7 separate regions of the Mus musculus genome follow, and regions 1, 2, 4, 5, 6 and 7 are each linked to region 3. The links are chromatin loops, found by intact Hi-C in ENCODE. Cell type or tissue: heart. All regions are shown on one strand. Each heading gives the region's core, and the rest is flanking DNA. Links, peaks and the distances in the headings are about the cores only.

Region 1 (4,526 bases), core at 238-4,237, 180 kb after region 3:
CCTTCCTCCTAGCCCTCCCACCAGCCTCCAGTTCCTGGCCTCTCCCACTTCAAACTGCACCTTATAAACCCTTTTATGTGCTCCGTTCCCGACACCAAAAATTCCTGGTGTTCCTCCATACTGGGTTTCAACTAATAAAATACACACGCAAACGGTGCGACACCGTTTCACACAGGGGATTAATTTTACTCAGTCTTTAAATTGAAACTACAGTTGGGACGTACCGCAGACGACAGTTTCCATATGCTCTGTTCTAGGAAAGTAGAGCTGTGTTATTTATAGTTTACAACATGCTGTATAAAATTAAAGCTAGCAAAGAGGCTCCCAGGCAGGGAGATTTAGACAAAGACAGGAAGGCAATGTGCCCCATTTTGCAATCTTCTGAGAACCGGCACAAAAGTTTAATACTTACCCTTAAGCAATGCACAGAGGTATTGTGTTTACTTTAGAAAAACGTGTAAGGATGCTCAAAAGAGTAAGAAGGGGGAAATGTTAACGGAGGTGGGGGGGGACTGTTTCAGAAAAGCGAGGCTGAATAATTGTCGGTAAGGGTTGATCTTTCACAAGTGCGGAGTAAAGTCACATGACAGCAGGTTGATCTTTGACCCAACTGTCTCCAAGCACGTCTGACAGCAGCGAGGAATAATTGCTTCCTCATTTAGATTAGACAATGTGCTCTCTGCAAGCCCGCACTCCTCTAAATAGATTGGAGGGAGTAATTGAAGAAAGTTATACTGGGAAGCAGAGTGACCGATTCCTCCTGGTGTGAGCGCAGAGAGCCTCGGTAACCCCTTCAGCCCGGCCTTCATCCTGTTCCTATTTAGGGAACCCGCAGGGCAGCGGTGCTGAGTGCCTGCAGGCTAGCTGCCTTTATTGTTTAGACTTGGGGGGAAGGTCACATGCCCTCTTTGACAGAGAGGTTTATAGACTCTCTCTAATTAGCTGCACCCTCCACCCGACAGACAGTTGGCCACCTTCCAAGAGCGGGGATTTGGTAGCGGCCACTGCTGAAGGAGAAAACAAGGTTATTTACCCCTACGACTGTAGCTCCTGGCTCACCCTTTACACTCAGACACGTTTGCCTTTGTTCCAACTTGCGTTCAGAATTCTGAGTTAGGGCGTGGAGGGAAGTGTGGCTATCTCTTTAGTGCTACACAACACATATGTTGGCTTTAGACCCCTCTCACTGTTCCAAGGCGTCATACAAAAAGAAGGGTAACAGAGCCGTGCTTGTGCATGTCCACCCACCAGCTCTAAAAAGGAAGTTAAATTCGCAATATCTATAAAATAACGACAGTTGTACGTTGGGGGCAGTTGGAAGTCCCAACAGTAAAACGTGATTGGGTTTAGCTATTACTGGAGTGCCCAGAATATATTTGGTTTGTCCTGTTCTGTCGATTCTGCAGGGTGGTAGATTAAGCCTAAAGAAATGCTCAGGGGCTGATTCAAACCAGATGCTCCAGGACGCAGCCCGGCGTTAGGCAAGGCTGCCCCCTCGGCGGTCCGCCAGCGCAACCGAACCCGCTTGCTTGGTCTCCACCAGATACCTCGGCCATAAAAAGCTTTCAAGTCCCCATTGTTATTCCAAGCACATTCCAGGGGGATTGAATCACAGCCCTCAACAGGACTTTCTCCCGGCTTGAACTGCCAGTTTAGGGTGGATCAGATCCCCAACTTCAAATGTGGAATCTACTTCGGGTCAAAGATTCTTTAGGGAAAACCCCCAGAGAAAAACCCTGCTCCCCTCTACCCACCCATATGGGACTGTCTGGGGCCCAGCTGGAGTCCCAGTGCAAGATCCAGGGGTCGTCAGATGAAAATACTGGATTTATCTTATAGGAATAAGTTTCCTGTGCAGGTTTGAGACGCGCCAAGGGGTTGGACTGGAAATTTCTACGTTAGACGGAACGTGCGAGAAAGCCAGTAGGTCCATGCTGGGAGCTGGACTTGAGATTCCCCTGGTTTTAAAGTCAGTTCACAAGGAAAAGTCTCAGCCCCTCCCACGTGTCCACCCAGACTCGTGGGGCCGCCAGTCTAGGACCGGGAGCGCGCACAGCTGGCGGCCGGCAAGCCACAACTGGAGTGCTAACCTCCACACCCAGATGTTCCAGGACGGGGGCGGGGCTCCCGCAGAGGCAGTCCCTCCCTTTCGCAGCCCGGCTCCAGATGCCAGAGGCGATGGGCATTCCACCTCAGGGAGCGAGCTGGATCTGTCGGGGTAACTGGAGCTTTCCTGGGGACGTTAGGATAATGGCGTCCTGCCAGTAGGCTGCAATCGTGATAAACCCACTGCGTGGGAGTTAACAATCCTGGATCCCCAGGAGGTAATGGCAGAAGGAGGGAACCCTGGAGAAGAAACTAGGGGGAAAGCACGCTGTTGGTGGGTTGTGACTAGAGCGGAGTCTCCCCTCTACTTTGCCCTCTGTTCCTGTTTCGAATGCAGACCTTTCTAGTCCGGGTTGTCCACTGCTCCTTCTGGTCCCTCTTCCATCACCCAAAGTGGGAGGAGCTACAAGTACCCTCTCCTTTTTCTCCAAAACTTGAACGTGTCTGGAGAAGTGTGCCCTGCGAAGGAGGCCTTTCCCCTGTAATGTGAGCAGTTTTGGCGACCTGCTCAGCAAACTGCATTTGCCAAGGATTCAAGGCTGGCTGTTCCAGAGAGCCTGCGTCTGTTGGATGGTCCGATAAGAACTTATCATTTCCATTCAACTTGTTTAAGCTGCCCTTCATAAAGTTGTCCTCGGATTATTTTAAGGTTTTCATAACATCCCTGGTCATAACAACCAGAAGATCAGAGCCCCGAGGGATAGGAGTGGATATCATAATGGCAAAAAACGAAATCACAACCATGATGATAAAGGGTGGTCCTTTTTTCTTCAGACAGACGATGGCAGTCTTAAGGCCAGGCCTTCCCTCAACCCCCACCCCTTCAGGGAAACTCAAATAAATAGGCCCTGTCACCTCACCTGTTCACTGATACTAAACACTGATACTCAACTAATACTAAAACAATCCTTAGTGTGCCCTCTCCCAAGCCACCCTGGCTTCTCTGAGACTAAGAAACCATATGGAATTGGTGAGGAGCTGGCTATGTGACTTAGTTGGTAGAACGCTTAGCTAGCTAGCATCCATGAAGCCCTAAGGTCTGTGCGTCGAACTATATAATCCCAACTTGGTGGCACAAGCCTGTAACCTCAGCACATCCTAGACAGAGGCAGGAGGATCAGTTCAAATCATTCCTGGCTACATAGATAATTCCTGGCCATTACAGTGGGTCGAGGATGGGAATAAGGAAACACATTTGATGGTACTTAAATTTCATTAAAAACAACAACAACAACAACAATAATTTAGTATCTTTTATGTGTGTGTGTGTAGTTAGGGCCCCAGCTGTACCTTGGGTTCCGGGAATGTGGGAAGCCACATGTGCCGTCGCAAGGTGGCGCTGGCTACTGCTGGCCACCATGCGTAAGTTTGGGCAAACAACCAATGTGTACATATGCAGTAAAGTTTTTTGCCAAGACACTGCCTTGCCCGGGCATGATAATGAGGTTCTGTAAGTATAGCCAATCAGATGTGAGACATGCAAATGAGGTATGTTAATGAGGTTCTGTGAGGTACTGAGAGAGTAACCAATCAGATGAGGAACATGCAAATGAGGTATAGTGCATAACCAATCCGGGTGTGAGACACGCCTCTCCTAGGTCTATATAAGCAACACCAGTTCTGGGCTCAGGGTCTCTTCTCCTCTGCAATCAAGCTCTCCCAATAAACGTGTGCAGAAGGATCCTGTTGCAGCGTCGTTCTTGCTGGCGAGCCAGGACGTGTGCAAGACAGGAACTCAGGCTATTGGGCTTTTGTTTAGCCAGCCCTAACTTTACCCTCTTGGTGACTTTATAGCTTGAAGGTTTTTCCTTTGTTTTTTGTTGTTATTGTTGTTGTTGTTTTCAAGACAGGGTTACTGTGGGTAGCTCTAGCTTTCCTAGAATTTGCTCTGAGGACCAGGGTGACCTCACACTCAGAGATCTGCCTCCCAAGTACTGGGATGAAAGGACTATGCCACCACCACCCAAATTATAACTTGAGGATTTTTAGATGTCGTTCCTATGTGACTAATGTTTTCATATCCTTCCAGACCATCTCATTTTTAGCACCAAGCACAATCTTTTTTTTTTTTTCAGCTATTTCCAATCTAGTGTGTATGCTTAACACTAAATTCTGTTTAGGCTAAAATATCCTAAACTGTGAAAAAGAGAAAAACAAAAGGTGCCAGATTTTCCAGGAGATCACCACCACTTGATGCCAAGTGAACAAAAGATGCTTCTTACGTTTTAGTTTTGAGAGCTTGTCTTGGCCAGAGTCTCTGTAACACAATATTGTTGTCTGGTAGTTGAATGCTGGCTCCACAAAAAAATATAAATAAATAAATAGCACCATTTTTCCTAAACCTATGTGCCAGGTCATCTCCAGAGCCTGGGGAGTGGGGCCAAATAATCTCAGGAACATTTTCTAGCTCTGTGTTGCTG
Region 2 (4,526 bases), core at 245-4,244, 50 kb after region 3:
TGCAACTTGGGCCCTATGCATACTATCAGCAATAGTGCTCCAATGTTTCTCTGAATACCCTTTACTTTAATATCTACAGCATGTAGTGTAACTGTATTATTATAAAGTAAATAATCTTTAATTTGGGGGTGCTTTCCCTCCTGCCACCAAATACATCCGATCTTTTTCAATATAGCTTCTTTAACTCTTACTATTTAAATCCAACATGGAGTACCCAGTATTAGGTGTAACTCCACTGGGTAAAAGCTCAGTCCTCATAGCATATACTATTAATATATGTGTGTATAAAGACTAAAATTATGCAAATGTTTTGTGAAAATTATGGTATAATATTTGAAAAGGGTAGAATGAAATCCTCATGCATAGGAAGATTTTTATAAAGTTGACACTCCAATTCAAAACAAGGGCGGGGCTCACTCCTACAGCACTGCCTACACTTTAGCTACCACAGGGAAGTAGAGGGTTACTCACACTTCTCTGCAGCCAATTAACTAGGTATAAAAATCAGAAATTCCACAACCACCCCACTTCTCTGGTTTAGTTATTGAACAATTTACAAACTACTTACTCAGGAAGACTACTTACTCTTATTACTTTATCATACAAAGAACAAGGAGGGTTCTCACGCCCAGCATCATCATACCCATCCTTCCAATACTCTGGGTTTTTCAACATGGGAGCTTTCCAGAACCTATCTGTCATCTAGGGGTTTGTAATGGCTGCTTTCTCACATGGCTATTGAGGATGAACTATCTCTAGCCCCTCTCCTATCATTTGAGAACTAGGGAGCAAGGATGGAAGTTCAATGTCTAATCAAGGTGTGGTTCTTCCAGTGATCGATCCTTATCCTGAAACTACCAAGGGTGTTCTCACAGAACAAGACTCAACTAGAACTATTTTAGCTTAAGAAATCCCTGTAGTATTAAGTGCTCTGCATCAGAAACCACAAAAAACAAATTCATATTTACAGTGCCACAACTGTGTATACATTAGCTGACTACATTAACATCTCTTTTCCAGGTACCACTGATGAGTTTATTTCTTAAACGTTGGATGAGTCCACCATTTAATTAACACTTAATATTTATATATTTAAACACATTTATTAAAACTCAATATATAAAATTGGGTTTTCTAGTTTCATTCATAAATATTACAAAATTCTCTTTCACTGAGTTAATAGTTTTTGTTGTTGTTGTTAATGTCTCTTAAAGACTAAAGATAAATATCAGAAAACTCTAGGGCATTTCTATATTTTAAATCAATAAACACCTACTATGTGATAAATAATGCCCCAGGCATGGAGACTATAGCAAGTATCAAAGCCAACTCACTTTATAAGGTAGCTCAATTCTAGTGACTGAAAACAAGTAGAATACTTACTATGACAGAGGAAAGAAGCAGAAAGTAAACATAGGAAGAAAAAAATGGTGGATTTTAGATAAGGTTTCCAGAGTCAGCCACAATGGTAAATCTGCTGTTATTTCAACAGACTTAAAAGTGAGGAACTCTTGCAGAAAGGAAAGACCATCTGACACAGACACGCACGTCTTAGGATCATAAAGCAAGACCACAACAAGCATATTCAGAGAATAGCATATAAGGACCACTACATAAGGAAAAGTGACAGAAGATAACCTCAAAATGGAGTATGGTGGCAATGCCTTTGAGGCTACTAAAGCATCTACACTAAGCAGCTTAGAAGCCTTGAGAGTGACCACAGAAAGGACAGAAGCGACTGTCTGCTACAGATACTGCATACTTTTATGAGTATGGAAGACTAGACAGGTAGTTAGGTACTCACTTAACAAAAACTAGTTCTAGTCCAGGCTACTACAACTAGTTAGAAAGATAAAGGATAATCTAGGTAAAATACAATGGTGATTTAAACTAGTATAGGAAAGGAGGGTAAGATATGGTGGGGTTCTGGATAAATTCTGAGTCAAAAAGGTTAAGGAACCTGGACAAAAATGATGTAATCATCTATTCGATGCACAGGATAAATTAATAGTCCAGCAGGTATCAATCTGTGGGCCATGACCCTTTTGGTGGTCAAAGGACTTTGGGGTCACCTAAGGCCATCAGAACACACAGGTATTTACAGAACAATTCACTCACAACAGTAGCAAAATTACAGTTCCAGAGTAGCAACAGAAATAAGTATCACCACAACGTGAAGGACGGATCACAATATTAAGAACCATTGAAAAAAGACAAGTTCCAGGCAGATACATTTAAAATTAATAACTTTTTTTTTTAAAGAAAAGCAGAAAGATGGGGATATGAATCATTGGTAGAATGCTTGCTTACCCTATATTAAACCCAAATTCAAATCACAGTATTAGAAAATAAAGAAAGAAAAAAACATTATTCTAAATGTACCTTTTCATACTGTTTTTGGTATTTATACAACAGCGGGCAAGTATGTGGGTATGAGGCACAGAAAAAAAAAGGTATTTTTATTTTATTTAATATTTTAAATGTTTATGTATATATGTTTGTCTGAATGTGAGTTTGTATGCTGGGGTGAGGTGCTCACAGAAACCAGAAGAGGGCACCAAGATTCCCTGGAACGGAATAGCAACCAATTGTATGCTACCTGACATTGGTACTGGGAACCTAACTTGGGTTCTCTTTAAAAAAAACAAAAAACAAAAAACAGTAAAACAGTACAGAGATTGCACTTAAGCACTAAGCCATCTCTCCAGCCCTTGTTCCAAAGCCACTCTCAGTCTGTTACTGGCATGCTCTCTGTGCACATAAAACAGCCCTAAGAGACAACAATGAATACAAGACACAGAAGTTGTTAATGAATGATTCCAATCATATATATCAGGTTCTTCTAAGTTCTACTGAACTGTCCTCAACTTTGTATTTCAAAGGACTTAGTAGTTATCCTAAAAGCAAGTATATGATTATGTGCTTAAGAATCAATGGAAAGATAAAATACAAATAATTTTGTTTTTTTAGAGTGGTTCTGGCTAGAGAGATAGCTCAGAGGTTAAGAGCACTGACAGTTCTTCCAGAGGTCCTGAGTTCAATTCCCAGCAACCACATGGTGGCTCACAACCATCTATAATGGAATTTGATGCCCTCTTCTGGCTTGTCTGAAGAGAGCAATGGTATACTCATATACATAAAATTAATAAATCTTTAAAAAAAATCTTTAGAAGATTTTAGTTTGTAGCTCTGGCTATCCTGGAACTCACTCTGTAGACCAGACTCACCTTGAACTCAGAGATCCACCTGCTTCTGTTTCCAAAATGCTAGATTTAAAAGCATGCTGCCATCATGTCTTTATTCATATATGTGGCATATAGCATATTCAAAGTACTCATTGTGGAATAAACTGTTTTATCTTAGAAGAATTCAATTTAGCATTACAATGATTAGCTTTGTTAAAAGCTAAAACATTTTAGAATACAACGGAAATGCTAAAGACCTGTTACGTATTTATTTTCAATATGAATTTTAACAGGCTAAATTATGATATGGTACAATTAAGCACAAACAGGAGGAGAAGAGGGAGGAGAGGAAGAAGAGGAGGAGGAGGAAGAAAAGAAGGGGAGGAGGAGGAAGTGTTTGCCACCTAAAATGTCTCTCAAATCCCTCAGGGAGCACTGTGCTGTCTGGATACTAAGGCTCTATTTATAGACAGGAAGGAAGGGAGGGAGGGAGGGAGGGAGGGAGGGAGGGAGGGAGGGAGGGAGGGAGGGAGAGAGGAGAGGGAAGTTCGACACTAAAAAGTTTCGGAGCCATCTATATAAAATGACAGTACATAACTATATCCATACATTGTGCTTCCTTCTCTGCTACCCTCTGAATCTGAAGAGGCTTTAACAAATGGAACAGATGTTTCAGTCTAAGTATCCTCTCTCTCTCACAAAATGGAATTAAGTTACATAGACCTCCTCCTAGATTACAAAAATTCTAACATGTATTCTAGTAGTTCACTATTTCCACTACAATGATAACATTCTCTGACATGTGAAACGAACTCCTCTACATCAGATATACATTTCTTTTTTTTTTTTAGATATACATTTCTATACAAGATATCAACATAGCAAATAAAAGGACTTTGAGAACGCCACTTAATTCATACTAACAACACCACCAACTTTTTGAAGGAAGGAAATCATTAAGGAGGTGAGATAAAAACTAAATAAGCTATTAAGACAGTAAATGTATTTTTCATTCATTCTCTTCTCTGTACACAGCTATCATCACTTTAGTATCATTTCCAATACAAGTGCTGTAATGAGCACCTGCATGTTCTGAAGGCTTGAAACAGTTAAAATAGCAATAGGGATAATCCACACACATCAAAGCCCAATAGAAGTCAATGCTTTTTAGGAGGGATAATGAAAACTTATACATGACTAAAGTCATACACATTTTGCATTTAGGCTACCACCATTATATTGATGACTGCTTACTGCTTAAAATATGCCATTTTAGAATTAAAATTTTTAATTTCAGACTCAACATGAAGAAATATGCCTTGGCGTCAAAAGCACTACATA
Region 3 (4,526 bases), core at 276-4,275:
GTGCTCTGGAATGTACAGACAGTAGAACTCATGCATAACTAATTCATGACTCTAAAGACATTCTATGAGGAACTTCCTCAGCCTAAGGGGAAGCAAGCCCAGTAGAATATGGCCCTAATCACAAAAGACTTGAATCTTTGAAACCCCAAGTGAAAGACACTAACTTAAAACTGAACATTTAGTTGAAACAAATCACCTTTTTCCATTTTGTTAGGGGATTCAGAGTTCTGTTAAGGTCATCTGTTAGTGTTAACCAAACTTTAAAAATAGCCTAAAGCCAAAATAGACCGGCTGAGAGCCTATATTTCTAGAAGGGCCTACCACGCTATAGGAAGAATGCTCCAACAACTGTATCCTGTTTGGGGCTCCACGCTGCGCCACATTCCATTCACATGAGGAAGAGGCCAACAGATGAGCCCTCCCCGAAAAATATTTTTAAATAAATCATCTACAGTTCTCAAATACAACTCAGCTGCTCAGACAAAACACGTTAAAGCTCACCGTTTAGTACTTAACAGGAAATTCACGGGGCTTATGTCTACAGCCAGAGTTTCTAACAATCTCCTGTTAACATTTAACAATTCCTTTTTCAGATTAAAAAAAAAAAAGATTAAGCTCATTAAGTACAAAACTATAAGTCTAGATCTCAACAAAGGAAAATAATAAAACTAAACTATCTAGGCCACATTTTCTAAGTCAAGGTTTAGCCTACAAAATAGAAAAAAAGACTGGAGCTACTTTGAAAGAACAAAGTCCAAATTCCCACCCAAGCAGGTCTATTGAAAACATAATACTGTTAGAAAACAAGTTGGGGGTGGGGAAGGGAATATATCAGCACCCCCTCCAAAAAAAAAAAAAAACCCCACAAAACAAATGCTCCAAGTCCCCTTAAAACACTGCTGTCTAATTTGAAACACATCTGCCAAAACACTCAAAACAATTCAGCTCCAGTTTTAAATTAAATTTTTAGTGTTATAAATGATCGTCAACACAGAAAACCTCTTTCTAAACAGTTTTAAAAATACTAAAACTAAGAACACTGAGCCTAGAACTATAAAAGACAGTGACCTCAATTCCTAAGGCTAAGAAGCAAAACCAAATGGAATAAAGACAAAAGAAAAAGGAAGCAGAAAAATACGAACCGTACTTAGTTCTTGAGAATTTTAAAGTATCTTTAAATCTCAGCAATCCAAGCCAAGGCTTTAAAGGTCAGTAAATATAGCTGGCATTTCATTTTGTTCGTGAGCAGTATTTTTTTAATCGAGCATAAATACTTCTTTAGTCTTCAAAAACAATCACAGGCAAATGGCTTTCAAACCAAGCATTTCTGAGCTCACTTGCAGCGCCGTCATTGTATAGGAAGAAAAGCCAAGACCACAGAACGAAGCAGAGGCTGTAACCTAACAAGCCTGTGAGCAGCAAATGACGATTTTCTGTCTGCCCGGCTCAGCCCTGGCAGTGCTGCGGATTACAACTTGCTCTTTGTCATCAGCACTGTGGTGTTAACGACGAAGAAATCCTGCAGCTGAAGCACTACCGCATCCTCCGATCTGGGTCAGGATAATTTCTCCCGAGGTCGCTTACATAACCAGCAAGATACTCCAAATAAAGAGAACAGCCATCCATTAGCTAGAGGAAGCTTTCCCACTGTACTGTCTGCATGGAAACACACGGCAGTTGCTTCCAACAGCGCAGACACCCAAATGAGAACGAGTACTTGGCTTAGGGCGCTCGAGAGAAGGGAAGAGGCGGTGCTCTGTAAACTGTAACTAATCCCCCGTCACAGGTGCTGATGGAGTCACTTCCAGCACGAGTCACATTACTGGTGATTACTCATTTGGCTGCGGCCATAGAGACTGGCTCATAATTTTAACAACAGACAAAGACAGACTAGTGGCGAGACGAAGAGCTCAAATTTACCGTCGCCTTCAAAAAGCAAATACAAAGTTTTTGCTTTCCAGAATTAACAAAGAAAGAAAGAAAAAAACTAAAAAACTTGTAAATATCAAGTTAGCAAAAATAAAGAGTATCATTATACTACTTTTAAAATAGTGGTTTGGGATTTTAAAAATTATTTTGCTATGTAACACTGTACAGTCTGAACAGATTATACTTAGAAATACACACATACACATATATTCGTGCAATAACAATGAAAAAAGAGACTGAATTTGAAATAGAGCAAGAAGGTTTAGAAGATGAATAACATACAAGAGGGTTTGAAGGAAGGGAATGGAAAGGAGAAATGCTGGAATTATAAAAATCAAAAATAAAAGAAAAACTTATTTTGTCCTAAAATGATCTTTTTAAAAAAAAAAAAAACCCCAGAGAAAAATAAGTTTTACTATTTGTGAAGCTGAGTGTCAATGGTTCACTTCTGGTTCATCCCCTTACTTGGGAAGTACAAGGACAGGAGTTCTAGGTCATTGTCAGCTACCTAGGGAGTATAAGGAAAGCCTAGCCTAAAAACCTGTCTCTCCAAAAAACACGGTCCCCCCACCCCCAAGGAAAAAGACAGAAAAAACTGAGCACTGGATGTGGTGATGCAGGCCTGAGATACCAACACAGTGGGGGATGCTATGAGTTCCAGGCCAGCTTGGGCTAGCACAACCCTGTCACAAGGAAACATGAAAAGATGTAGTCAAGTAAAATAAGCTGACATAAACAACAAGCATCTCAGAAGCACCCTACAGAGAAGAGAAGAGAAGAGAAGAGAAGAGAAGAGAAGAGAAGAGAAGAGAAGAGAAGAGAAGAGAATTCTGCTGCTCAGTATTGAGTGGAGTGGGTGACTACGCATGAGGGGCCATGGGGCATCTGAAATGCAGTTCACCGGAAGTGAGGTTTGTGTTGTCTGAACAAAACAAAAGAACTGCATGCTAAGATGTAAGATAAATCCACACTGATTATAATCAATGATACCTTGGTTACATTGGCTAACATTATCATTCCCTGTGTGTTGCTTTTTAATTTTTAATAAAAGTGTGAAAAGGCTTAAAATTATATGCATTTCTTTCTGAACCAAGGCACTGTTTTCTCACTTTATGAACAGAGGTTTCTCAAGAACCCAAGGACCAGAGATACATAATATGATTTGTGGCTCCTTGCTAAACACTAGGCCACATTCACTCATTTTTGAGTATAATCAAATGTTAAATCTTTACTACATAAAATAAAATGTTAGCTTCTGACAGAAAGGCTTCAGTGTTAATATTTACCTAAAATGTTTTCAGTCCCATGAAGAAACATACTATGAACACATGCAATAAAAATGAGAAAATAAGGGCGGGGCGGTGGTGGCCCACACCTTTAATGCCAGCACTAGGGAGGCAGAGGCAGGTGGATTTCTGAGTTCGAGGCCAGCCTGGTCTACAAAGTGAGTTCCAGGACAGCCAGGGCTACACACAGAAATCCTGTCTTGAAAAAACAAAATACAAAACAAACAAACAAAAAACAAAGAGAGAGAGAGAGAGAGAGAGAGAGAGAGAGAGAGAAAATAACATTTTACTGGATGTTAACTGTGAGGGTGAGACTGGGACTGACATAAAGTTATGGCCAACCTGGGCAAGACTGAAAACTTATCCCTAAAACCAAAAATGGACACAGAATAAAGATGGTACAATAGGCATTGATTATTCTAAGTATTGGAGTAAATATGGTTTTGTTTCACAGAGCATAGGTAGTACTAAAATAAAATACTTTATTTTACAGGTGATGGATGGTACTAAAATGTTACTTTAGCATAAAGTATTATATTAATGCTGTCAAGTAAAGATTAGATCACAATATACAATCCTAATAACTCATTCGTATGACATAGAAAACACATGGATAGGGAAAGCAGGCCACATATGTTACAAAGGACTACCACTGAATGAATATATATATTCATGAATATATATATATATATGGCAATCTCTTTCTAAATCCTGAACAACACAGAGACAAAATGTTCATATAGCTAAGTACATTTTATTCTACATTTCTAAAATTTAAACTACATAATAATTCAAGTCTATTATTTCACAGGGCTAATCTTGTAGTAATACAGTACATACTCAAGTTTAATTATATATACAACAGACTTTGAAATGCTGCAAGTGCTATCAGACCCCAACAGAAGCAGCAGCACTGAGAACCACAGAGTCTGCCCAACTGCCAGTCAGCCATTCCTGTGCCCCGAGATAAAATCAAAATAACTAACACCATTACTGAGGAACCAACTATCATCTTAAACATATTTTAGACTATATCTAGGTGGAAGAAGAAAAGTCAAAAGGCATCTCTAGAGAACTTAGCTAGACTACTCTTGATGCACAACAAAGATTCAGAGATACATGCAAAAGGCTGGCAACAAGAAATGTTGAACTGGGATTTAAAGTATTTGAAAATGCATTAATACGTTTGTTCTTGTAATCAATACTGACCAGTTTCTAACACACAGCAAACAGTGAGGTGATGACACAGGAAGCTGCTTGCTTAACCAAGGCTCCTAGGTTCTTATTCTTTAAAATTCATAAGGGAGAGAA
Region 4 (4,526 bases), core at 126-4,125, 130 kb after region 3:
TGGGGTATACTACTGGCCAGACCTTAATAAATGGAAGCTCCTTTATAGTGTGTACTCAGCGGGATCTTTCTCTGATTCTAGCTAACTGTACGGTTGAAGAACTGGGTGGTCTATCTTTCAGCTATGGGCTCGTCTCACCTAAAGCATTCCAGGGCCCGTTGTAGAAGCCCAGGCCTGCAGTCCTAGCACTCTGGAAGATGAGGCAGGAGAATCACTGAAGACTTGAGGTTAGCCTGGACTACAGAATGAAGAGACTCTATGTGTCTCAAATAGAAAATAGATAGGTAGACAGACAGATAGATAGATGCCCTGTCCCAGGTAGATTGACAAGGAGACGAGCAAGCAGATAGGTAGGTGGGTAGATAGACACAGACTCAGTATCGCAGATGGATGGATGGATAAGTAAGTAGGTAGATAGGGAGATAGATAGTATGTAGATAGATACATAGATACATATATACATAGATGGGTAGATACATACATGCATACATACATACATACTAGACAGGCAGATAGATACATAGATACATACATACAGATATATACAAACATAATAGATACATACATACAGATACATACACACATACATAATAGATACATATATAATAGATAGATAGATAGATAGATAGATAGATAGATAGATAGATAGATAGATAAAGACAAATAGGTAAGCAGATAGGAGGGTAGGTAGATAGGTAGACCAAAGAGCAAGCTAAATGGACAGCAATAAGAATATAAAAGTATTAGGGAAGCATAAATAAATTACCTATACGTATAAATGAATACTAAAAAAATGTATATTTAGAGGTTGATCTAATTATAAAACAATGATTACTCCACTTTCACTATGCATCAGGTTTTTTGTGTTATCCTTTTCTCTTCTTTTCCTTTCCTTTCTTTTAGAAACATGGTTTCAAGTAGCCTATACTGGCCTCTAACTCACTAAGTAGCGAGCTGAGGCTGGCCTTAAACACCTGATCCTCCTGTCTCTCTATTCCAAGTTCTAAGATCAAAGGCATGTGTCCCCACACTCAGCTCCACTTGAAAATGTAACTTCATCTGCTTTATTCCCTTAATAACACACTCAGATATTTATTATTGGGTTATTTGAACATGTAAGACAATTAGAGATAACATGCTTCTGAAATTTTAATTCTCCCTCATGTGCTAAAAATAACTTAGCCTGCATAAGAGAATCCATTAAATTCAAAACTCCTGTTTTGAAAATACAGTGAGTGATAAAAGTGAACAGGTACTGAACTGGGAGGCCAAACCTACTCCATCTTGGGACCGGCCTCTATCATAAAGGAAAAAAAAAAAAAAAAAACTGAGATTTTTGACCTGCAATAGAACCCAAGCTACACCCACATACCACAGCTCAGCTAGTCCACTGTCTGAGTTCCTCCCTAGCTACTTCCAACAACAGTTAATCAAAGATTAATCTGATTGTTTCAGATGCACTTTCAGACTGTTTGTGATTGTCTTACCTCAGAGCACCCCCCTGTCGACTTACAGTAGACATTCAGTTAGGTACTTGCCAGGATAGACACCCCCCTCCCTTACTTCCATTTCCTATAAAACCTTGTCCTGCTGAGGGTTGAGGCTGCTCCACTTTCCCTTCCCATCCTGCTGTGTCGGGGTTGGGTTGGAAGAGAGCCCAAGCTTGTAATAAAGAGACCCTAATGTTCTTACATGGAAAACGGCTGCTTAGTGGTCTTTTGGGGTTCACGAATGCTTCCTGGCACAACAAAACCAGGAAGGAATAGAATACATCATTGAAGACCTCCGTCACTCACTCGTCTAACAGCAAGACTCTGAGAAACCAAGCTTGAGGTGCAGTGTGTGCATCCCCTGGAATGAGGGATGAGTGCTTAATTACTCCCCACAAATTTCAGAGCACTTCTGCATATCACCATGTCGAGCTGCTGCTCGTCCCAGCCACCACACTACTCTAGATGGAAAGCCACAAAATATTTAATCCCAGACATCCCTAGAGTTCAGAAATGTAGAATGGGTCCACTTGGCTGTGTTCCCTCCCAAGGCTCTGGTTCCCGTGGAAGATCTGTCGTTCAGAGCTGGAAGCTGCCCACATTCCTTGGCTTGAGGCTCAGTCCCTGTGTCTTTGCAGCCAAGAGCTCGGGGCTGAGATCTTTGGATGCCGCCAGCACTGGGCTTTTAGCCTTCTGCCTCCTCCTTCCTCTTGTATGGTCCTTCATGAACGACTGGGCCCACCCCACACCCCCCAAGGTTGTCTGATCCTTGGCCTTAATTCCATCTGCCGCCTTATTTTCTCTTTCTCATATAGCCTAATATACTTAAATTTTGTAGGAATTAAAACAGGGATCTATTCCCAGGAAAGGAGGCAGCATTCTACCAACCCCAATAATATCCAGCCAGACTCGTGTTTGCTGTCCATTCACCCTGGAGGACCTTGTAGGACAGCATGAGTCCACACCAGAACTCCTGGGTTTCTAATCACTCTGCTCTACCGTGCTGCCGTTGTTGTTGTTGTTGTTGTTGTTGTTGTTGTTGTTGTTGAGACAGGGAGCTCTGTGTAGCTCTGGCTGCCCTAGAACTTTCTGTGTGCACCTGACTGGCCTTGAACTCATAGAGCTCCGCCTGCCTCTGTGTCCCAGGTACTGGGATGAAAGGGAGTGCACACCATGCCCAGCCCCAACAGTGCTCCTGTTTTTAAAAGCAAAGGTGATGGAACAGGAGAGAAGTCACATGAGATGGCACACGACCTAGATTCTGTCAGTAGCTCACATCCCTGATTCCATTCCAGGCGATTCAGTAACTACTGCTGAACTCCAAGAGCACCAGGCAGGCATACAGTACACATCAGACAAAACATTCGTACACATAAAATAATGGAAATAAATATCTAAATTTTTTTTAACATAGGTGACATTCTAACTCCACATAAAAATTGGGGCAGCTTTCATTACCGGCCAGTGACCATTCTTGGGATTAATTTACACTTTGGGGGCCACAGTGATTTGGCTATTTTTTAGCAAGGCATTGAGGCAGGACCTCTAAGCTCTCAGATCAACTGTGAACTGAGAGGTTAAAAATTTTTGATAGGGGCTGGAGAGATGGCTCACCCATTAAAGGCTAGGCTCACAACCAAAAATTTCCATAGGGCTGGCCCTGGCTTAATCCCAATGCTCAGGAGGCAGAGGCAGGCAGATCTCTGAGTTGGAGGCCAGCCAGGTCTACAGAGACAGTTCTAGGACAGCCAGGGCTACACAGAGCAACCCTGAGTCAAAAAAAAAAAAAAAAAAAATTAGAAAGTATTTGAAAGTCCTGTAAAAAATTGGAAGAGAAAAAAAAATCTTAATAGCCCTTATTTTCTCTGAGAGCAGGACATTAATACAGTGTTCTTGTGTTCACCTAAATTTCACCAAATAGAGCCATCCTGTTTAAACTGGTCCTGCCATGTTTGGCAGATCTGTAGACTCACTTTATTTTTTTTCCTGTGGAAGTTTCTTAGCAGTAGTAAACCTCTTTGCATGTCTGTGTTCTGATCTCAATATCTCTTTATGCTGCCCGGTACTGTATCCCTTAATGTCTGTCTCCTACCATAGGAAGGGTTTGGCTACTTTAATTGTACTATTCGATACCTAGAACATAGTTGGTATAAAGTAATTAGTCAGAACTTTGAATAAATGAACTTGTAAGACAGAAAAGCTGGCTTCTCGGTGCTTGCAGAATGCTACATTCTGTGCATTGCAAGAGCCTGTATGTGTTCCTGGAGGACCGATCTGTTTCCTCAGCTTGAATTCTGCCGGGTTAGGGCACGTACAAGCCCATTCTCAACGCTTATCCCCAAACCCAGCGTCTTTGTGATAGTTAGTCCTGACCTAAATTCTGCTGATATCTACTTCAAAAGCACGTTCTGAAAGCAAACATTTTGGACTCATTTACTTCTTCCCACCCTAACTACTACCACTCCCCCAAAGCCTGCAAACGGCAGGTTGCACCTGATAAAACAGATGCCGTGTGCAAATCAAAACAAACGGGAGAGCTCTGTGTGTTTTGGCAGCGTTCCTTTCTTCCTTTGCCTATTTTTAAAGCTGAGCTTTCCTGGGATATAATTTCCTGTATGGTGTGGCTGATATGGCCTACTTAGATGCTCACAGCCTTGCAGTAATTGAAATGCAAGCTTACTGGAGATTTAATAGGGTTTTTGCAAAGTTTTCCAGGCTCATACATCTTAAAGATTCCAAAATATGAGAGTGTTTACTTCCAAGTCGTGTGTAATTGCTGTAGCTTTTCTAGGAAACCGGTTTTCTTATTCTAAGAATACTGGAGAGTGCAGCAAGGAAAGACGGGCTAAACAGTACTTGAAAGTTAAAATCAGACATTTGGGCCTGAGATTTACTGTGAACAAGGAACAAAGGAGGGACAGGCCTTTGGGAGATGACTTATTAAAAGGCCCAGCAATGACTCTAGTCCTCTGTTGAGTTTCCAACGTGACCTCATTTTTCACTGACTGTGGGGGTGATAGGAATGAGCATAGGGAC
Region 5 (4,526 bases), core at 320-4,319, 260 kb after region 3:
CCTTCGCTGCCAGCTTCCTGGAAGTCTTTCTTGTCCTTACAGCTTCAGCACTACTGGGTCACCCTCCACAGGGACTCTAGGTCACTGACCCCACTGTGGCATCCTGCCCTGTTTCCTATATCAGGAAAGATGCTTAAGACCCAGGCTTATTGAACGCCTGTAGACCTTTGCCTGATGATAAGGGATTCGAAAGGCAGCTTTGGGGAGCTGGAGAGATGGCTCCGTGGTTAAGAAGAACTCTTGCCAAAGACCAAAGTTCATTTCCTAGCACCCATGTCTGGAGGCTCACAACTGCCTGGCACTCTTCTGGTCTCTGCTGGCACCTTCGTGTATGTACTCTAACCTGTGTGTGCTCATGAGACACACACACACACAAATCCTTTAAAGACGGACTTGTTACAGTCTGTCAGATTTCTGGAGGCTTATACTCAAGCAGGAGAGGGACTCATACAACTGGGGCAAAAGCCAGATCTTTCAGATCATCTCACTGAGGGTCAATGGGAACGTTTACCCGGAGAAATCACTCACTGCATGGCGAGATAATCTCGGGTGTGTGGAAGAGATGGCAGGATCTTTTTTCAAAACAGATTTTCCTCTTCTTTGACCTTTTCTCGGGATGATTGTACTGTTGTTAACTTTATTACTGGAGCTTAATGTCCAAGAAAGCAGGAAACACTTCTGGAAACAGCTGTGAATGTGGCCATTCATTGATTTTTTTTTTGTCCCCATCATTAGGGCCTTCGGAGAGGGATTTCAGTTTTCAGGGCTAGGGCGCCTGTGTTCTCCTTAGAAGTACTAATGACAGGCACTTAAATTAGACCACACAGAGTTAAGGGAAATGATTCAATCCTCCATTTTCATCAGACCAGCGACTGGAGCCATCTACCTTGACCTCTCCAAGGGGTTCCAGAACAACTGTGTAATTCCCAGAAAGATAAGAGGAGGCAGGTCACTCGGTGGTTCTGAAGTCTCCCCTGTAATCCCAGGGCACACCTCAAGGCAGGAGGATGCCAAAGTACGCGGGGCAAGTTGGGTGTGAGCGGAGACGGGGGCCTTAATGGAGGGCCTGGCACTGTGACAGTGTGCAGGCCCAGTCTGGCCTGTGCGGCAGCTGCACAAGTTTTCCGGGACCGCAGCCAGCTGGTGGCTCATGGCAATGGTTTCTGGGTCCTGGCTCTGTCCCAAAACAGGCTGGAGCTCCTTAGTGTGATCCGGCCATGGCTTTGTTCTGACTCCAAGATGAAGTTTGGCTCCTGAACCAGAAAGGGGAAGGCAGGTCCATGCCCCCTTAACCCACGCTCTCCTTCCAACCAATCTGATACAGGGGACCGAGGGCGGGAGCAGAGTTAAAAGTCTAATGCTATGCAGGGTGGTTCCGCCCCCTTTGGGTCTCCTCAGCGCACCTCGACGCTAACCTTTGAACACTGAGCGCCAGCTGAGACTGAGGTCACTAAGTGCTTCAGTCTAAGGCAGAAGTCTAGAAGGTCCAGGAACACTTGGAGGTGACCCCAAACTGAGTTGCAACAATGCACGCCTTGGTTTTGCAAGACATATGATCTCCCAAATCAGGGTCTCTGAAACAGGCTACCCGGAAATCCACAGAGCTCTCAAAACAAGGTGACTCCTAATCTCCATCTCACGTTCGGTGACCATTTCCAACGGTGATGTTCCTTGACACGAAGGCTTCACTTTAAGGCATCTTTAGGACGTTTTGGTATCTGTATTGATTAGATTAGGCCATCTAAGGCAAGGCAGAAGGAGCTTGTAGACAAAGCTCCTAGACGAGACTCCAGCCTCCCGCGGCAGCTTGCTGTCCCAGCCCCTCCCATCTGGGGCTCTGAAATCGGCTTGTAAAATATAGGCTTTATTTGTAGGCTTCTCCCTCTAGTTTCAGGCTAATTCTCCTAGATTGAGAGTAACACAATAAAAGCAAGAAATTTTGTTTTGCTTGTTTGTTTGGAGTGCTTTCCTCCCCCCCCCCCCAACTCTTTTTTTGGAAACTGCAACCTCGGATCCCCACAGAGGCTGGGGGGGGGGGGGGGAGGAGTTAAGAACATCAATCAGTTTCGCAGCTGGAGGCTGAGGCTTTCCTCAGGGAAGACTTTTTACATAAAACAGATTGTACTTTGTCCTTGCCAGGGCAGACAAAGGTTTAAATTAAATATGCAGCAAGCTCCAGTTGGCTGCCTGCCACCACCCCGAGGTAGGGGGAAGGGAGACCGTGTCCCCCGCTCGCCTGACTCACTCAGTGTTTTTTTTTTTTTTTTTTTTTTCCCCTTCCCATTTCTGTTACTTCAGTGGAAGGCGCCTGCAGTCTTGGGTTGGGTTTTTCTGTAAATGCACTCTGTGAGAGATACGCAGCCTTCTGGGACCTTGGCTTCCTCTTCCATGCAAAGAGGGAGGTGACCTTTGAAGGTCTCTTCCGTATTTAACCTTTTCCGTTTTCTCTGATCTCGGTGGCAGGGATTTTCAGCAAATGCCCTAACCCTCTCTGTAGGGGGCTCACGTTCACCATTTCCAGGGTGAGTTCATCTCTGTGTAACTCGTCCTTACCTGGAGTGACTGGGTGTGTGATCTATTCTCACCATTCCTGGGGTGATCTCATCGATGTGTGATGCATCTTCACCATTCCTGGAGTAACCTCATCCATGTGAGATACATCCTTATCATTTCTGGGGTAACCTCATCTATATGTGATCTACCCTCCATTCCTGGGGTGACCTCATCTGTGTGGCACACAATGTGATTATAAAAAGACAAAGAGGTATAAGAACATGTTCTATGGGGGTGTGGTGAGGGGGGGGTGCCTCAGTGGGCCCATGCCAATGCATCCTTTCTCCCTGAAGGACCAGCCACATTCTATACTATTATATTGTATAGAATAGAATTTATTCAGGGCATGGGGAGAGGAGTTAAGTGGATAGTAGAGGCAGAGAAAGGCAGAGAGAGAGAGAGAGAGAGAGCAGAGAAGTAGAGGCCGGCCATGACCACAGGGAGAGAGGGAGAAGGGAAGGGGGAAGGGAAGAGCCCAAGAGGGCACGAGAGAAGCAAGCCGGGAAGGAGTAAGAGAGGGAGGAGGGGGCAAGCAGCCCCTTTTGTAGTGGGCCAGGCCTACCTGGCTGTTGCCAGGTAATTGTAAGATGGAATTTAGACAGAGTGCTAACCGTACACATCTTCACCATTCTGGGGATGATTTATGGATGGAAAAAAAGAGAAAGAAATGGGAGGAGCTCAGGATGTTCTTAGGTATGGTGGAGGAGAAGGTTTGTGACAGACATAAGAGAGAATACAGAATATGGACAAAAAGAGGCATCTGGGAGAGTGCAGAGTGAACATTGCCAGACTGAGCTGGACTATGTGGAGAGAGAGAGGCAGGGAAAGCAAGAAAGGAGACACTAACAAAGAGGGGTAGCCTGGGCTAAGAGATAATGTAACCGAAATGGCTGAATTGTATAGGAGCCAGAGAGGCTGGGGGAAGGGAAAACCCAGTCCAGCCTCGTGGCTGGAGAAGTTTAGGGTATGGGGTGGAGTATGCCAGCCAGGAGGACCCTGGAATGGGTAGAGACTCAGGGATGGTGGGAAAACTTGGTGGCCAGGGTCAGCTTTGATATGGTAATAGTAACCTCTGTTAGCTGTTTGTCTTGGGTTTGAGACCTAACAGTTTGATTTATATGTGATCCATCCTCACCATTCCAGGCATGACTTCCTCACCTCATCTATGTGTGATCCATCCTTGACATTCCTGGGGTGACTGGGTGTGTGAAGGTCTAACTCCACCTCCACCCCACCCCCACTCCAGACCTCTTGGACCAGCCAGCCATATTATCAGGGGACGTAATTAATGACATTTGACCTTGCATCCCAGTTGGAAAGCATTCATGCCTTACCTTCATCCTTCATCAAACAGCTCAAGCCAGTTGCTACTAGAGTTGAGGGTCCCTAGGGTGGAGTAGACATCGTTCTCTTTTTATGCTTTTAAATATTGGTAAGTGCCCTGAACTAGTCTTAGGTCAACTTGACACAAGCTAGAGTCATCTGAAAGGAGGGAATTTCTATTGAGGAAATGCCTCCATGAGATCCAGCTATAGGGGATTTCCTTAGTTAGTGATCAGTGGGGGAGGGCCCAGCCCACTGTGTTCTAACCCTGGGCTGATGGTCCTGAGTTCTATAAGAAAGCAAGGTGAGCAAGCCATGATGAGCAAGCCAGCAAGCAGCACCCCTCCATGGCCTCTGCATCAGCTCCTGCCTCTGGGTTCCTGCCCTGTTTGAGTTCCTGTCCTGACTTTCTTCGATGATGAACAGTGATGTGGAAGGTAAGACAAATAAATCCTTTCTTCCTAACTTGTTTTTTGGTCTTGGTGTTTCATTGCAAAAATAGAAACCCTAACTATAGGGCTGGAGAGATGGCTCAGCAGTTAAGAACACAGGCCACTTTCCCAAAGGTCCTGAGGTCAATTCTCAGCAATCACAGTCATCTGTAATGGGACCTGACGCCCTCTTCAGTCAGGCAGGTATACATGCAGAAA
Region 6 (4,526 bases), core at 386-4,385, 59 kb after region 3:
CTACATATAGAGAGAGAGTCTTGATTGTGACCCCAGCAGGCCTGGAACTTGACATCTTCCCACACCACACCCACGATTTTGGATTACACCCATTCAAAGCAGTGACTGCCTGACAATTGTTACTTCTAAGCAACCACCTTATTATCTTGCTATTTGGAAAAATAAGGGAGGTGGGCAACTGGAATATGTTTGTTCCCTCTGTATCCCTTTCTTTCCAACAGACCTTTCAAAAACAGTTTCAGAACTTGACTGTCTCCAATACTATCTAATCTAATTTCCTAATTCTCACGTATATAGGAACACAGTACATAATTCTGTTCCGTGTTTGCTTTAGTGTCTAAGCCATTACCCAGGCATCCTCCACGTAAAATCTTCAATTTTCATATCAAAGCGGAAAGAGAAATGAGTTCCGGCATCTTTACACAAACACAAAGCAACGGCTTTGTGAAGCTATCACAAGTAAGCATTAAGATGAGTAAAGTTTAAGGGTTCTTTTTTTCCTTTAGCACAAAGAACTGCCATGCGGAGTTTTGTCAATTGTCTCTATTTTTAATTCCTCTTATAAGTATTCACAACTAAGCCTATTTTACACGGTTAAACTAATAATACAGTGCGTGGGGAACTATGGAATTGATAGCAGGTAGGAATGGTTTGCAAGAACACACTCGAAACTTCCAACAACCATATCAAAATGGTGACTATTTTTGCATTTTATGGTGGATTTGATCTAAATGCAAAGGGGGAATATCTTAATATTCCCTACCCCCACTCTACTTACTCAACTCTATCTCCAGTCTACTCACTCAATCCCATTCCCTTATGAGAATGCGCTTGTGACCAAAAGAATGTATCCTGGCACGAAATCATAAATACACATTTATTCTCCTGAAAGGTAACACTGACAGTGTCCTATGTAACTGATAAATGTAGGGGAGGCTACTTAGAAGTACTAAATGCCGTTCAAACCCCTAATTTACACTATCTCTAGCCTTCGTGAAGCCATATAAGACTCAGGAGCCGGAGTTCCCTAAAGCACTGTCCGTTTCTAACAAACAAAATACAAAATGATGGAGAAAGGGAGAAATAATTTCGACTAGCCCTCGTACCAAAAACATTTCTATCGTTTCCGGCTGGAAAGCCAAACGCAGGATGGTTTTGCCCGGCAGAGTCGGGCCATAGCAGCCAGCGCTCCCCTTGCCGGGCCCGCCCGCCCCACCTGCCGCCCGCCCGCCCCGCGCAGAGGGGCGTGCCACATGCTGCCCGCCAGCTCTCACCGCCAGGTCCGGGTGGCCGCGGTCGCGGTGGGACACGGCTCGGATGACCCCCGCCCGCCAGCCGCGCCCGCAGCCGCTCTGCCCGCGCTCCGGACGCGCGTCCTCGCCGGCCGCCACGCACAGGAACCGCTTCCCCACCAGCTCGGGCCGCGTCTCCACCGCCATGGCCGCCACTGCGCCGGGGACGAGCGCAGCCCGCTCCTACCGGCCGCCCATGCCGAGGAGCCGACCGCAGGCGAGGCGGCCCGCGAGCGAGAGCGCCCCTGCACGCTCGACGACCCGGAGCCGCGCCGCCCACGACCTCACGCGCGGCCCACAGGCAAACTGACAGGAATGAGCGCGCGGCCGCTCAGGCGGCCGGTACCCCTCCGCCCCTCCGGCCGCGCCGCGTGTCCTTCCGCGGGCGGGGGAGTGGGGGTCGGCGTCGGCGGGCGCGCCAAGTAGTGCCGCCCACGGACTGCGCTGCGGCCTCGAGAGGTGGCCGCCGAGGGACAGCAGCCAGGCTGCTTCTGCCGCTCCGTCTGCGCCCCCTCGGAGGGGCGAGTGCGGGGACGGGGCTCGGCTCCCACGCGCGGTCGCAGAGCCAACTCCCGGAGGTCCGCATGTCAGGAGCGACGGCCGTGCGAACACATAGCGCCGTCGTCAAGGAGCCCGGATCCCCGCGCGGCCCCGGGCGAGCCGCGCCGCCCACCCCACCGCGCCCCCTCGGCGGCCCGCGGCTCTAAACCAGCATTCCTCCCGGCGGCAATTCTAATTCCGTGTTGGAGCAGTTCGGAGATTTACACCTCGTGCCGCCTTCTTACAGGAACGCTAGACACTCCACCGCGAGCTGTTACCGACATCCTTAAATTTCACAAACTGTCTCAGAGCCAACCCGAGTACTCCGCGTACTAGAACATAGGTAATAAAACGGAAAGCTCCAGAGTCAGTTACTGGAAAAGACCACGGAAAGAAAAGAATCTTAGCCAATCACACTTGAAGAAAATAAATGATGGTTTTACTTCCCGTCCAATCACAACAGGACTTTATAACCCAGACAAAGACAGCTAGGAATTCCTCTTCTGATCGCTCCTCAGTTCTCACAGGCAAGTCTCTCTTTCAAGATAGCAGTGAGAAGTTTGACGACCGCTATGCTTGTATTTTAAAGATCTGTGAAAACGGGAATCAAAATTCAATCTGCCGTTTTCCAGGGATTATCATCTTCAAAAATTCATCTAATCCTATAAAAATCTTTTCCTCCCCCCCATGCTTTCTGAAAACCCTTACAATAGCACTGAGTGCTTACAATAAATACAAAAGACATATCTGTAGACCATTTAAACTAAACTGTTAAAGCTACAGACAGACAGTGGCGGTGGGAGAGTTGGAAACTCTCAAAGTCAGTTGAATAGATCAGCTCAGGGCTGAAGAGATGGCTCTGCGGTTAAGACTGCTCTCCCAGAGGTCCTGAGTTCAATTCCCAGCAACCACATGGTGGCTCACAACCATCTATAATGGGCATCTGATGCTAGGAAAACTGCACAAATCTGCATGCTGTCGGCTCTGGATTCCTTCATTCCCACCTAAGGTTAGTAAGCCCAATAAAACAAGCCACTGAAAGAGTGCAGCACATATAAAGATGTTTAAACGGAGTCTCATATTCAAATACCAACCATCAGTGATCTCCCTGCTTTATAACTTGCAGCACAAAGTAATCATTAAAGGAAATTGGGGCTGGGGACAGACGGTGCTGCTGGGTGGCAAAGCACTTGCCTACTTGGTGGGAAGGTCTGGGTTGGGGTCCCAGTGTGGGTGAAGTCTTTTTGTTGTTGTTTCTCTTTTATTTTTTAAAGAAGACTGCTTAATCCCCAACTGTCAATGACACCATACTACTACAAGGAAAACAGTCCATTAAAAAGCATGTAAAGACAACGAAAGCAACACTCTGGAGAGAAACAGCTTTCCCAGGCCACAGATCCCCACAGCAGCATTTCTTACTAGCTAATCATGGGGCTTATCTGAGCGCACGCTCTTGCTTTTCTCAAGTGTATGCCACCACAGGCAGCTTTAATACATTTAATGTACTTGAGAATTACAGCTCAAATTTTCTCCTACAACCCCAATACTACAGCCGACATTTAGGTTTTATGCTAGTCTACCTTGAGAAACTTGATTTTTTTTTTTTCCCCAAAAGAATAGACCTTAAAAGTTTTTGTATTGTTTTGTTTTTCAATTTCTTTGCTGGCGTTTTGTTTTGTTTTAAGGAGTAGGTATATTGTTTAATTTTACTAGCAAATCCTAACTATAAATAATATGGAATTAAAAGTGTTAACATGAGATTTCAAACCTTGGATTCAGTCGTCATGGGTCACACGCCCACCTAGCAGAGGAGCCTGCAGGCTTGTCTGTGAGGGTTAACCTAGATTAGAGGTGTTAGGCCATCTTTTCTGTAGGCAGAGGAGCCCACCGACTAGGGAGGGAGGGAGGAACACTCATTTCCTGAGCCTGACTGTGGGTGCCTGATGTTCCTGGCATTCTTGCCATCATGCCCTCCCTACACCATGGACTGTGTAGCCATGACTGTGGGATGAAGGGAGGGAGGACTCTTTCACCATCACTCTGCTTCTGTCAAGGTATTTTGTCACAGTAACAGGAAAAGCAACTAAATACCCTTAAAATACTCTTGTTTTTCATTTACGATTTTCCTTATTTTATAAAGACCCCTTGAGTTCCAGGCCAGCATGGTCTACAGAGCAAGCTCTGCTCCCAGCATCTATGAGCCTATTATGAAATGGATTAATAGATGGATACAGTGCAATCAATGTCTTTTCTCCTTTAGTCTTTTTCTTCTTTGGAGACAAGTTCTCTTCCCTATGTAGGCCAGGCTGGCCTGAACTTGGGATCCTCCTGCTTCAGCCTCCTAAATACAGGCTTTGAGGTGATACACCACCATACACATACCTTTTCTTACTCCAACCGAAGAGAACTCAGAATTTCTAAATCAAGAGTTGTGATTCAGAGTTCCTGTTCTGCCTACGTGCTCTTGCTGCCTTCATGTCACGCTGCATTATCCCATTTCACCAGACCTAACAGTGCTAAAAATACCTTTAAGCATGGGCTGCAGCAGAAATGCCTGGCTGTTCCATTAGAATATGAAAAGAACGGATATAAGGATTTATAATTCCCAAGCAAAGCCTTGATTTCTTTAGCAAACTACCAATCTGATACAAACTCCAAAGCCAGTCTCTGGGAGCCTATACAAACACCTGCCTA
Region 7 (4,526 bases), core at 212-4,211, 280 kb after region 3:
ACATTCTCAGAGTCCCTTCTCAGGAGCACACTGGTCACTGACTGCAAGGTAACCATGAATGAACACTATCTTTCTCTGCTTTTTCTTTCAACCCCCCCCCCCTTGGCTTTCTCCAACAGCAAAATGATTTTGAGTTGTTTGGGGGCAGAGTAGGCTGGGAACTTTCTTGAGAAACGTATTATCTTTTTTTTTCATATATAGGTAAGACATTAGCTTTTTTTTTCTTTTAAAGATTTTGGTTTTATATTATTTATATGAACACATTCACATTATAGCTGTCTTCAGACACACCAGAAGAGGACATTGGATGCCGTGACAGATGGATGTGAACCACCGGGTGGTTGCAGGGAGTTGAACTCAGGACCTCTGGCAGAGCAGTCTCTCTAGCCCCTGAAAACTATTATCTTACTGCATAAGTCTAAGCTTCAAACATAGCCGCTCCTTCTCTGTGTCTGTCTCTGACTTGGCTGTAGCAAAGGTCAGGTTCCTTAGGAGGTTCAGTGACAATAACCAGAACACAGTGAATGGATGGCAGTGTGTGCGAATGGTTCAAGGTTTCAGCTGTGCTAATATGGCTGCGTGCTTGTCTCGGGGGAGTTTCCTCAGTCGATAAATAAGAGTGATTTTGCCATGATAGGGGTGAAGGTTCACTGACTTCAGATCCTGAAGGCTGTGTTCTAGTTTATTCTCTGCGAGGGTGTCCTCTCTGTCAACAGTAAGGACCAATTCCTGTTGACCCCGTTTGCCTCTTTATCTGTGGACCTTGGTTCTCTTGGCTGTGGTCCACGCTTCTGTCCTTACTACGTGTTAACATAGTGCAGGGTACCTCAGAGACAAGGACCTTAAAGAAAAAATACTCAATATCGGAAACTTCTGTCGAAACGTTACTACCACTACTCCGTGTATACGAATTCATTTAAAAAACTCATTTATTTCTGATGGTGCTAATGAGATACAGTTCAAGCTAGAAATAGGATTTAAACCTACCCAACCTAGTTCCAAGGCCTGTATGCTTAATTATTAAGCTAGATGACCTCTTATAGTCGGGACTAGTCGGGAGGAAAGAAAGGAGACATGACCTGTAGTTGTAGGTGACCTTTTGTCCTTTGATCAATCTTTAAAAATTGAAATGAATGTGCCTCAAATTAAAGATTATGAATCGGCGGGATGAATGCTTATAAAATGTGATCAATATATTTCTAATTATTAAATTATTATCATTATTACTATATGTGTGAATGTGTATGAGAGAGAGAGAAACATATTTATGGTTTATTTTGTGTGTATGCATGTGTGTGTGTGAGAGAGACAGAGACAGAGACAGAGACAGAGAGAGAGAGAGTGAGTTTTATGTTTATGGTGTATGTGCCAAGGCACGAAAGTGGTCAGAGGACAGCTTTGCTAAGTCGGTTCTCTACTTACACATTTACGTAGGTTCCAGAGATCAAACTCAGGTTGCTAAGCTGTGCAGCAGATGCTCACTGGACCATCTCACACTGGCCCTAGGCTATCAATATTTAAGATAAATAACGAATACATTAGAACTCACCTTTTTTTTTTCCCCCAAAATGACCTTTGGTCCCCAAATCAATCTGTGAAATGTAATTTTAATTCTCGAACAGAAATAGTAATTTAAAATTTAATGTCAACTAAGCAACTAAGACTTTCTTTGGCTTTTATTCAGTGACGCTTCTTGAAAGTACTTCAGCAGGCTAAGTGAATGATCGCACAATACAACTTTATTGCCATCTAGTGGCAATGTGGAGCATTGCAGAAGCGCCTGCAGAAATGCTGAGTTTTGCGCCCCCCCCCCCTCCTCCCCAATTCTTGGCAGCCACCTTCTTTGTCTCTATCAACATTAACCGGTTCTCTCGGGTGGCACCTCTTGACTCCCTTACCAGCCGCTTTGGCTGTACATTATGTTACTAATTTGATTTAGAACAGATTATTTCTTTAGATTTCTCATTTTGAAGGCACCATTTATCTTGAGAGTCCTCTCGGGGAACTTGCAAGACTCCTCATCTAAGAGACAAGTCTCTCAATGTGCAAATGGATGAAAGGTCTGTTGTCTGAGTTCCAGATGATCAATGTGGGAAGACACCCCGTGACATATGATTAAATTATTATGAGATTCTTTAGAGTCAGAGGAAAAAGAAGAATAATATATCAAATATGTCTTAGGTGTTGCTCTGGGGTCACACTGTCTCAGCATGTAGCAGCATGAACAGAAAACGTTTATTGTCTCACACAGTCTATGACTCCAGAGTTTCTAGATTCAAAGCCAGGCTGGGTCACCTGTCCAAAACAGACCCATTAAGAGAGTCAAGCAACATTGAAAAGCTGAGATTTAGTCACTGTGGCCACGTGGGGAAGAGGAACAAGCCAAGAGAAGGCCCACTTGACCTCCAAGCCTGTCTTTGTCCTGATGTGAACTTTAGGTTTAAGTAGAGAAAGCCTTGAGGTATAGGGCTCTCTGGAGTTGGCCTGACGCGTTGTCAGAAGTGTGTGAAATCTCTTCTTGCAGCAGCAAATTCCTCTTCTGGATGTCATAGCAGATTTTAGGTTTTCTCTCCCTCCAACATGGGATTCCTAGGAGTCTCCTGTCTTAATAATTGTCTGATACCAGCCCCTGCTTCCGGGCCAGGTCTCACTCTGTATCTCTGGCTGGTCTAGAACTCTATACATGGCCTAGACTGGCCTTGAAACTCATGCAGATCAACCTGTCTCTCCCTCATGAGTGCCGGAATAAAATGTGTGGGCCAGCACACTCCCGCAAGTGTCTCCCTTTTAAAGAACCATCTATCAGACCAGTTACATGGGGCCCAGGAACCTGGCATGGCTGGGTGTTCTGTCTCAGAGTTCTTCATTCAAGTGTAACATGGGGCTGCATTGTCTCAGAACTCTACAGGGTAGGAGGATGTGTTGCTAGGCTCACATAGAAGGCAGGTTTGGGGGTCTTGTTTGCTGCTGTCTAGATTCTCTGTCTCTCAGCATGTCAGCCCCTTCCTTGGACCCTCCAGAGCAACAGAGATCTGGGCCACTGTGATAAGGAACAACCCCAGGCTTGTCACAGACGGCTCGGTTTTAAGGCTGGTTACTACACCGCTGTCAAGCTTTATCAAACAGTAGCAGTTTGCACTGTTTGACAGCTTCAAGACAGAGGAACTGAAGGGACATGCCTTTCTCTTCAAGGCTTTGTTCAGCCTTGCCATGGCGACTGTCCTTACTCAGTCTTGAGGGTGATCTCTCTGGTTGCTCACATTTACCTGTAATATCACCTGCAGTGTCAGCTGCTTCCAGAACAGATTAATCAGGAGAGGTGCGGGGGGGGGGGGGCGGGGAGGATTGGATCAGTCTGGATAGATAGGAAGCCCTGTTCTGCTTTGTCTGTCTATCTATCTATCTATCTATCTATCTATCTATCTATCATCTATCTATCTATCTATCAATCACCTATCTACTTATGATCTATCACATCTATCATATCTATCTATGTATCACCTATCTATGATCTATCTATCTATCATCATCTATCACCTATCTGTCTATCTACCTATTTATCTATCTATCCACCCATCTGTCTATCATTTATCTGTCTGTTTACCTATTTATCCATCCATCCATCCACATCCATCCTTCCATCCATCCATCCACATCCATCCTTCCACCCATCCATCCACCCATCCACTCATCCATCATCTATTTATCCTATTTATTGCATGGGTATGTGTGATTGTGTCTGTGTCATAGCATGTGGAGGTTGGGTCTCTCCTGCTGCCTTATGGGATCCAGAATCAAATTCAGGTTATCAGGGTTCGACTTAACACCTCTACTCTCTAAGTCTTGTTCCCACTCCCAACCCTTAAGTCTTAAAGTAACCTCACATATAGTTCAAGTCTCCCTCCGCGCCCTCTTCTCCCCTCCCCGTGATATAGAATCTCACCTGAGGGCCAGAAAAATGGATCTGAAGAATAGTATACAGAGGACTTGAAAACAATAAGCTTAAAATTGTTTTAATCTCTAACCAGAGCCAAAGAGCACGGCATTAGGAGGATGTCACTCATTATCTGGTTGTTGTCCACTCCTCTGTTTTGATGTCAAGTCTTATGTATCGCAAGCTCGTCTTGGACTCACTATGAAGCTAAGGAAGACCTTGAACTTCTGATCCTCCTGCCTGTACCTCTCTAGTGCTGGCATTCGAGGTGTGCACCACCATGCCTGGTTCTGTAATGCTTGGGATTGAAGCCAGGATGTGGTGTGCGCTAGGCAAGCACTCTTATCAACGGAGCTACATTCTCAGTGCACTTTCTACACATTCATTTCAAGAGGCTTACTTCTTTGCCGATTTGATAGATGTGTGCCTGAGTGCATGTGTGTGTTTTATGTGAGTGCATGCATAGGTTTTATTAAAGGCCACACATAGGCCTCAGATCCTCTGGAACTGGAGTTACAGGTGCTTGCGATCCACCAGATGTGCCCGGTGCCGTCCTGAGACCTGCACACAGCTTGTGTCCTGTGGATTCCGT

The links. A loop is a pair of places that touch in the nucleus more often than their neighbours do. Peaks named below come from ENCODE experiments on the same cell type or tissue, not always from the same donor. Only the 100,000 strongest peaks of a DNase experiment are listed, where the experiment ranks them.
Region 1: a loop joins it to region 3, with 2.2 times the contacts of the local background. A loop is called at or near these places in 5 of 42 quality-filtered maps.
Region 2: a loop joins it to region 3, with 2.1 times the contacts of the local background. A loop is called at or near these places in 15 of 42 quality-filtered maps.
Region 4: a loop joins it to region 3, with 2.1 times the contacts of the local background. A loop is called at or near these places in 3 of 42 quality-filtered maps.
Region 5: a loop joins it to region 3, with 2.4 times the contacts of the local background. A loop is called at or near these places in 5 of 42 quality-filtered maps.
Region 6: it touches region 3 in a loop (2.8-fold over the local background); 16 of 42 quality-filtered maps call a loop at or near these places.
Region 7: a loop joins it to region 3, with 4 times the contacts of the local background. A loop is called at or near these places in 6 of 42 quality-filtered maps.

Annotation. Positions count from the first base shown.
Region 1 is chr10:67,000,426-67,004,951 of GRCm38, reverse strand. No RefSeq gene overlaps it. Among named protein-coding and RNA genes, the nearest start is that of Gm31763, 2.4 kb to the left of the region's middle. RefSeq lists an enhancer at 1-3,034. In heart, for the core only: no CTCF peak of the experiment used is centred there; DNase peaks (open chromatin) are centred at 831, 1,491 and 2,081; H3K4me3 peaks cover 2,550 bases; H3K27ac peaks cover 2,848 bases.
Region 2 is chr10:67,132,534-67,137,059 of GRCm38, reverse strand. The region is part of intron 1 of Jmjd1c (jumonji domain containing 1C); the gene reads right to left. Among named protein-coding and RNA genes, the nearest start is that of Jmjd1c, 7.7 kb to the right of the region's middle. In heart, for the core only: a CTCF peak has its summit at 2,545 (motif pointing right); no DNase peak of the experiment used is centred there.
Region 3 is chr10:67,182,928-67,187,453 of GRCm38, reverse strand. All of the region lies in intron 2 of Jmjd1c (jumonji domain containing 1C), which reads right to left. Among named protein-coding and RNA genes, the nearest start is that of Jmjd1c, 58 kb to the right of the region's middle. In heart, for the core only: a CTCF peak has its summit at 1,913; a DNase peak (open chromatin) is centred at 1,753; H3K4me3 peaks cover 1,969 bases; H3K27ac peaks cover 2,433 bases.
Region 4 is chr10:67,056,049-67,060,574 of GRCm38, reverse strand. All of the region lies in intron 2 of Reep3 (receptor accessory protein 3), which reads left to right. Among named protein-coding and RNA genes, the nearest start is that of Reep3, 39 kb to the left of the region's middle. In heart, for the core only: no CTCF peak of the experiment used is centred there; DNase peaks (open chromatin) are centred at 2,084, 2,674 and 4,014; H3K4me3 peaks cover 341 bases; H3K27ac peaks cover 880 bases.
Region 5 is chr10:66,918,166-66,922,691 of GRCm38, reverse strand. It overlaps 1110002J07Rik (RIKEN cDNA 1110002J07 gene), which reads left to right and starts at 2,308. Exons shown (of 5, transcript NR_138561.1): 1 at 2,308-2,522; 2 at 4,303-4,313. In heart, for the core only: a CTCF peak has its summit at 2,481; DNase peaks (open chromatin) are centred at 1,151 and 2,181; H3K4me3 peaks cover 1,950 bases; H3K27ac peaks cover 2,774 bases.
Region 6 is chr10:67,124,171-67,128,696 of GRCm38, reverse strand. Jmjd1c (jumonji domain containing 1C) reads right to left here and starts at 1,609. Exons shown (of 26, transcript NM_207221.3): 1 at 1,275-1,609. The coding sequence starts at 1,439. In heart, for the core only: no CTCF peak of the experiment used is centred there; DNase peaks (open chromatin) are centred at 1,456 and 2,066; H3K4me3 peaks cover 2,176 bases; H3K27ac peaks cover 1,830 bases.
Region 7 is chr10:66,906,615-66,911,140 of GRCm38, reverse strand. No RefSeq gene overlaps it. Among named protein-coding and RNA genes, the nearest start is that of 1110002J07Rik, 12 kb to the left of the region's middle. In heart, for the core only: a CTCF peak has its summit at 1,743 (motif pointing left); a DNase peak (open chromatin) is centred at 750; H3K4me3 peaks cover 347 bases; H3K27ac peaks cover 820 bases.